2 separate regions of the Homo sapiens genome follow, and region 2 is linked to region 1. A link is an interaction called in ENCODE POLR2A ChIA-PET data of the cell type or tissue named here. Cell type or tissue: Caco-2. All regions are shown on one strand.

Region 1 (4,000 bases):
CAAAAAAAAAAAAAAAAAATTTCATGACCACATGGGGTTTATCCTAGATCCTAGGAATGCAAGGCTGGTTCCATGTTCAAAAATCAATTATTATAATCCACCAAATTAAAAAACCAGAGAGTAAAAATGACAACAGCATATCAAACAAAGCAAAAAGAAAGCATTTCAAAAAGCCCAGCATTCCTTAATGGTAAAAACCCTCGGCAATCTAGAAATAAAAGAGAATTTCCTTTATTTGATAATTTACAAAATACCAAAGTGAACATCATACTTAATGGTAAAAGACTGAATACTTTCCCCTAGGATAGAAAGCAAGGCAGGGATGTCCACTTTCATCTCTCCTATTCAATATGGTACTGGAAGTCCTAGCCAGTACAGTAAGGCAGAGAAAAAAAGTAAAAGGCATACAGATTAGAAAGAAAAATACTGTTCCTATTTGCAAGTGATGATTTTCTATGTAGAAAATCCCAAGGAATATCCAAAGAAACTCCTACCCTAATTAATGAATTTATTATAGTCCCAGTGTATAAAGTCAACTCAAAAAAATGTATCATGCTTCTATATATTTTATTTTAAAATTTGGAAACCAATATTTTAAAAAATACTAATTAAAATTTTAAAATGAGAAATACTTAGGTATAAATATACCAAAACTTGTGCAGGATATCTATATGCTGACAAGTATGAACACTGATGAAAGAAACCAAAGAAGACATAATAAATGGAGAGACATAATGTGGGTTGGAAGATTTAATTTAGTTAAAATGTCAAATTCTTCTCACATTAATCTATAGATGTAATGCAATTCCAATAAAAATTCCAATAGGACTTTTGTAAGTATACACAAGCTGATTCTAAAATTTATTTGGAAAGGCAAAGGGATCAGAAGAGCCAAAACCATTTTTAAAAAGAAGAATAAAGCAGGAAGAACAGGTCTACCCGATTTTAAGACTTGCTGTAAAGTAACAGTAATCTGGATAGTGTGCTATTGGCAGAGGATAGATGCACAGGCCAATTAATAAGGATAAAATGTCCAGAAATAAAGTCACAAATGTGGATTGCTGAAAAAGGTACAAACGCAATTAAATGGAAAAGTGATAATCTTTTTAACATGTGGTGTTGGAACAACTGACATCTGTATACAAAAATATTCCACAAAAAAAATAAAAACAGGCTGGGAACAGTGACTTGCACTTGTAATCCCAGCACTTAGGGAGGCTGAGGTGGGAGGATTGCTCAAGCCATGAGTTCGAGACCAGCCTAGGCAACATAGAGAGAGCTCATCTCTACAAAAAAAAAAAAAAAAAAAAAAAAAAAAAAAAAAAATGAGCCAGGAGTGGTAGTGCATGCCTGTAGCCCCAGCTACTTGGGAGGCTGAGGTGGGAGGATCACTTGAACCTGGGAGGTCAAGGCTGGAGTGAGCCGAGATTGTGCCAGTGCACTCTAGCCTGGGTGACAGAATAAGACCCTGTCTCAAAAACAAACAAACGAACACATAACAACAACAACAATAACAACAAAATTAAAAACAAAAAAGTTTCATCTCAATCTCACACCTTATATAAAAATTAACTCAAAAATGCATCATAGATGTAAAAATAAAATGTAAAACTATACAACTTTTAGAAGAAAACAGTAGAAATGTACATGATTTGGGATTAGGGAGTGTTCTTAGACCTAACATCAAAAGTACAACCTGGCCGGGCGCGGTGGCTCATGCCTGTAATCCCAGCACTTTGGGAGGCCGAGGCAGGTGCATCATGAGGTCAGGAGATCGAGACCATCCTGGCTAACACGGTGAAACCCTGACACTACTAAAAATACTAAAAATTAGCCGAGCGTGGTGGCAGGCGCCTGTAGTCCCAGCTACTCGGGAGGCTGAGGCAGGAGAATGGCGTGAACCCGGAAGGCAGAGGTTGCAGTGAGCTGAAATCGCGCCACTGCACTCCAGCCTGGGCAACAGAGGGAGACTCCGTCTCAAAAAAAAAAAAAAAAAAAAGTACAACCCATAAAATGGGAAAGTAACAAATTGGATTTTATTAAAATTAAAAGCTTTGGCTTTGTGAAATACACCGTTAAGAGAATGAAACTGTAGACTAAGGGAAAATATTTGCAAATTGCATGTGCAAAGGAGTTGTACCTAGAAAAACTCCTCAAAGCTCAATAGCAGGAAAACAACCAAATTAAAAATCAGGAAAACATCTTGTTAGTTTAATACTTTTCTTTTCTTTTTTCTTTCTTTTCTTTTCTCTTTCTCTCCTCTCTCTCTTTCTTTCTCCCTTTCTTTCATTCTTTCTCGCTTTCTCTCTCTCTCTCTGTCTTTCCTTCTTTTTTTTTTTTTTTTTTTTTTTGAGGCAGACTCTCACTCTGTCGCCCAGGCTGGAGTGCAGTGGCACAATCTCGGCTCACTGCAAAACCTCCGCCTCCTGGGTTCAAGAGATTCTCCTGCCTCAACCTCCAGGTAGCTGGGATTACAGCCGCCCACCACCATGCCCAAGTAATTTTTGTATTTTTTTAGTAGAGACGGGGTTTCACCATGTTGGCCAGGCTGGTCTTGAACTCCTGACCTCAAGTGATCCGCTGCGCCGGGCCTAGTTTTTTTTTTTTTTTTTGAGATGGAGTCTCGCTCTGTAGCCCGGGCTGGAGTGCAGTGGTGCAATCTCGGCTCACTGCAACCTCTGCTTCCCAGGTTCACACCATTCTCCTGCCTCAGCCTCCCAAGTAGCTGGGACTACAGGCACCTGCCACCAAGCCCTGCTAATTTTTTTGTATTTTTAGTAGAGACAGGGTTTCACCGTGTTAGCCAGGATGGTCTCGATCTCCTGACCTTGTGATCTGCCGCCTCAGCCTCCCAAAGTGCTGGGATTACAGGTGTGAGCCACCGCACCAGCTAGTTTAATTCTTACAATCCTTAAAGCAAGGATTTTACATCGTGATATTAAACATCGTGATATTAAACATCATGATAGAAAACCAATGACCAATGACTTTGTTTCCAGTGCCTTTATAAAAAATAGTACTTTATAGATAATTTATGTCAGTGTACACGGGGTATACAAGTAATTGAGATTTTAAATTTTACTCTGTTTAATATTATGGGAAACTTATAAGCTAGGTATTTTATTCACTTCAGTTTAATGCAAGTGGTTAGCTCTTCCAGAAAGTTTTCTGTGACTTTTTTTTTTTTTGAGACCGAGTCTGGAGTTCGAGACCAGCCTGGCTAACATGGTGAAACCCTGTCTCTACTAAAAATACAAAAATTAGCCGGCCATGGTAGTGGTGGGGGCCTGTAACCCCAGCTACTTGGGAGGCTGAGGCAGGAGAATCACTTGAACCTGGAAGGCAGAGGTTGCAGTGAGCCGAGATCATGCCATTGCACTCCAGCCTGGGCAACAACAACTACTACTATATCTATCTATCTATCTATCTATCTATCTATCTATCTATCTATCTATCTATCTATCTAATCTATCTATCCTGAATAGGTAAATCCAGAGACAGAGGCAGATTAGTGGTTTCCAGGGGCTGAGGAGAAGAAATGAGGATTAACTGCTTTATGTGTAAAGTTTCCCTTCAGGATGATACAAATATTTTGGAACTAGATAGAGGTGATGGCTACACAAGATTGTGAATGTACAAAATGCCACTTAATCATACACTTTAAAATGGCTAAGTTTGTGTTCTGTATATTTTACCTCAATTTGAAAAAGAAGGTTGTGTCTCTGGAATCTTGTTTATGTTTGTAGAAAAATCTTTATTTTTCAGGGAAATCATAAAGAGTGAATCTAGCTCTGCCCATTTCTGAGCTAGGAACTATGAGTGGAATCCAAATGAATCAGAGCCACGCTGTTTTTTTGAAAGTGAACTGGATAGTCTAATAATGTGCTGAGGAATTCAGTAGTCAGAATGGTTACAAGTTAGCATAATGTATTCCCATTACACCACCTTTTCAATGCTCCTCCTATGTAAAAGGTATCAATAAATATATAATTGAACCAAA
Region 2 (4,000 bases), 330 kb after region 1:
AAAAGAGACCTTATGGCCTGCAAAGGCTAACATATTTACTATCTGGCCCTGTACAGAAAAAGTTTACTGGCCCCTCCTCTAAGGCATGATTTATTATTGGATCGTTCCCAGCATGGAGCACTTCCTGCCCTTGCCTGCTTCAGCTCCTCTTCCTAACACTGCTGTAGAATAGAGGAAACTGAGCCATGAAAAGACTATTTCAAAGTCTCAGAGAGAGTGGGATTAGAGTTCCATAGGGCCCCTGAGTCTGTGACATTCCCCTCAAGCCTGGGGTGAGATGCTGGCGATATCCAGCCCTTAGAGAACAGGCGGTGGAATGGAAGGGAGGAAAATCAATGTAGGGATGTGTAAGGGAATTAAGGAGTAATCAACTGTTTGCTCTGTGGTTGCAGCCATGTAAAAATCTGTTTGCACAAGGGTAGGCTGGGTACAGCGGGTAAATGCAAACAGTCATGTGAGAGTGGTGATGAGCAAAAAAATTTTCTTTACAGAATTTCTCTAATATGTATTCCAGCAATTAGGAGGGCTTCACTGAATGCATTTGCAATCCTAACAAAGTCTTCTGCCCTCTCCCAGCCCAAGCAAGGCCACACGAGTGTGTGTGTGTGTGTGTGTGTGTGTGTGTGTTTAAATGCATGAGAAAGCAGAGATGTGGATCTTCGCAAATCCCAAGATAAAGGACTGGGCTGTTACTGGAGACAAAGCTGCCAGTCACTCAGGACTCCTCCCTTGCATCTTGGATTAACTGAGCCAAGATTCTTTATCTACCACCGCTGCACCCGCCACCAGCAATGGGACACCCTTGTTTGCTAGAGGACTCTCTTTCCTACCCCGTTCCTCTAAATGGGACAGCTCACAGCTACCTCAGACATTTATTTGAAATGCAGATTCTGGGCTGGGCGGTGGCTCACGCCTGTAATCCCAGTGCTTTGGGAGACTGAGGCAGGTGGATCATGGGAGTTTGAGGGCAGCCTGGGCAACATGGCAAGATCCTGTTGTCTCTACTAAAAATACAAAAATTTGCCAGGCTTGGTGGCATGCACCTGTAGCTGCAGCTACTCAGGAGGCTGAGGCGGGAGGACTGCTCGAGTTCAGGAGGCAGAGGTTGCAGAAAGCCAAGATTGCGCCACTGCACTCCAGCCTTGGTGGCAGAGCGAGACCCTGTTTCAAAACAAAAAACAAAAACAAAAACAACCCCAGCACTTTGGGAAGCCAAGGCAGGAGGATTGCTTGAGCCTGGGAGATAGAGGCTGCAGTCAGCTATGATGGCACCACTGCACTCCAGCCTGGGTGACAGAGCAAGATCCTGTCCTCCCCCACCCAAAAAAATTAATTTAATTAATTTCAAATTCCTAGGGTCCCACCTCAGGCACAGGAAGTCAGAATCTCTGGGCTAGGGTCTGGGCTCTGGGGGTTTTTTGAGACGGAGTCTCGATCCGTTGCCAGGCTGGAGTGCAGTGGCACGATCTCGGCTCACTGCAACCTTCTACCTCCCGGGTTCAAGCGATTCTGCTGCCTCAGCCTCCCCGGCCTGCGCCACCACACATGGCTATTTTTGTATTTTTAGTAGAGACGGGGTTTCACCATGTTGGCCAGGATGGTCTCGATCTCCTGACCTCGTGATCCACCTCCCCCGCCCCGCCCCGCCCCGCCCCGCCCCCGCCCCTGCCTCGGCCTCCCAAAGTGCTGGGATTTACAGGCGTGAGCCACCGCGCCCAGCCTTTGGGCTCTGGGTTTTTAACCAGCTCCAGGGGAATTGTTTTGTGCGGGAAGATATGAGAATCCTGGTATTTCCTTCCCCACATGGAGCAAGGCTATTCTCTTTCCCTTTAGGACTCCCTGCAGGGCACATGGTAGGTTCTACATAAATATGGAAAGAATGTCACCAGCTCCTTATCAGGAGGACCCTCGTGCCCTCTGGTGTGGCTGCAGGTTCTGGTGTTCCTGTTCCCTGGGTCTCCTGACCCTTTGTTTCAGGCCCGGCTAAAGAGTGGGAAACTCCCACCTCCTACCCCGGGAGTCAGGAGCTGAGCATATATTTCCAACCAGGGCCAGGCTGGCACCAGCCTACCAACTTTTGTTTACTCCTGTTCCCTGGAGGTGTGCTGTGGTTTGCCGGCAGTCCAGTGCACACATATACACCCTCCGCCGCCCCATTGTATAAGCTTCTCTTGTCACTCTAGTTCAACTCCAGAAAGCCAGGCCTGCCCTTGACCCCTACAGACCAGCTACAAGGTGCCCCTTCTCTCCTAGCCAATAGAGTAATGACAGTAATGTAATTATTGTCACCAGGCTCTGGACTAAAAGCTTTGAATGTCTTCTCAATTGAGGAAACAGACTCAGAAGCAAGGCTCAGATAGGTGAAATGACTCAGCCATTCCAGTCCGGGGTAGCTCAAACATCAAAGTGCACCCAGTCATCTGGAATCTTGTTAAGATTAGATTTGTTTCGGTAGTTTCGGGATGAAGGGAGAGTCAGCATTTCTCACAAGTTCTGGGGTCTGCACACTGAGTGGCGAGTCCTAGCTTGGAAGCCGAGGGCCCTGTTCACTCTGCTCCTCCCCCTTAGTCCCACCTGCAGGGCTGGGGGGGCGGCGCCATTCTGTTCCGTTTCTGTTCCGTCCTCCTCTACTTTGTGGCTCCCTGCCCCTCCTCCCCTCCACTCCAGTCGAATCTTCAGCATCCCCTCTGCCCTTGGACAAAGGCCTCTCTCTGGTCCTCAGGTCAGGCCTGCTGGGACTTGCTGGGAAAGACTGGCCTTTTTAGGCTCCTGTCCTGTGGACTTGCTAATTAGCAAGGAAAGGCCTCATTAAAGCCATCTGTGAGTTACATTCACATGGGGCCGCCCCCGCTGCTTCCCTGAAAGGCAGGGGGTCCCCTAGTGGCCGATGATTGGATGCCACACTTCATACTTCACTGTCCAGCACCCCCATTCTATATCTACGGTGAGGGAGAAGTAGAAAGAGGTCTGTTTTGGGATTCTGGGTTACTCTTAGTCAAGGCAAAAACTCCCCAAGCTAAGGCCCGAATCCTCCTAAGCCCCAGGAATCCAATTAGATCTGTAGCCGGTGCTCCTGAAGTCATTTAGGGGCTCCTGGCAATTTGGGGCCCCAGCCCTCCTCTCACTCCGGCTAGCTTCCTTCCCTCTCCTGATTTTGGGAGGCTTCCGGAAAAGTATCATCCTCATTTTACAGGTGGGGAAACAGCCCGACAAAGTGTTCAGTGTCCTCAGGTATTATATGGATGTGAATCCAGATATGATTCCTAGGCCCATTTCCTCCCCTCCAGGCCTTACCAACTTTCTTTTTTTTTTTTTTGGATGGCTTACAGGTAAGTTTTTATTTTTTTTTTATTATTTTTATTATTATTATACTTTAAGTTTTAGGGTACATGTGCACAATGTGCAGGTTAGTTACATATGTATACATGTGCCATGCTGGTGTGCTGCACCCATTAGGCCTTACCAACTTTCAAGTCTCATTCAGGAAAAACAAGAGATGGAGGGGAGAGACGCTGAATCCCTACATTCCTTCCCTGCCATGCTGGCTATGACATGAGGGAATCAGAGTCTAGAGTCATGTTGCCTGGCCTGGAATCCCGGCCCCTTTGACTCACCAGCTGTGGGAACTTGGGCAAGGGACTTAACCTCTCTGAGCCTCAGTTTCCTCAACTGCAAATTGGGAATAATAAGGGTACTTCCCCCATGGGGTGGTGAGGGCTTAGAATAGTGCCTTGCTCATAACACAGGCTTAATAGATGTTAGACATTTAAGTATTTAATTAATCAAATTAATTTTCTCTCTAGTTTGGACCTAGCTAGAATGTGGGGAAAGAACTAAATAACTGTCCCAGAATCTTTCTGACCTCAGCTTCCATGGAGATCCATGAGCAGCTTTGGGGCTGAGGGAGGAAGAACATTCCTTCCAACCCTGAACTCTGTGAGCAAAGAAATGCAGAAGACTCAGTGAGGCTCCTCCGCTCGGGGAGCAAGGGAGAAAAGAA

What was found. Peaks named below come from ENCODE experiments on the same cell type or tissue, not always from the same donor. Only the 100,000 strongest peaks of a DNase experiment are listed, where the experiment ranks them.
Region 2: POLR2A ChIA-PET joins it to region 1 with 5 read pairs; 2 of 35 experiments call an interaction of 5 or more read pairs at or near these places.

Annotation. Positions count from the first base shown.
Region 1 is chr6:42,460,931-42,464,930 of GRCh38, reverse strand. No RefSeq gene overlaps it. Among named protein-coding and RNA genes, the nearest start is that of TRERF1, 11 kb to the right of the region's middle. In Caco-2, no CTCF peak of the experiment used is centred here; no DNase peak of the experiment used is centred here.
Region 2 is chr6:42,135,478-42,139,477 of GRCh38, reverse strand. The region is part of intron 1 of C6orf132 (chromosome 6 open reading frame 132); the gene reads left to right. Among named protein-coding and RNA genes, the nearest start is that of C6orf132, 5.1 kb to the left of the region's middle. RefSeq lists enhancers at 2,584-2,823, 2,519-3,216. In Caco-2, a CTCF peak has its summit at 2,845 (motif pointing left); DNase peaks (open chromatin) are centred at 744, 1,887 and 2,497.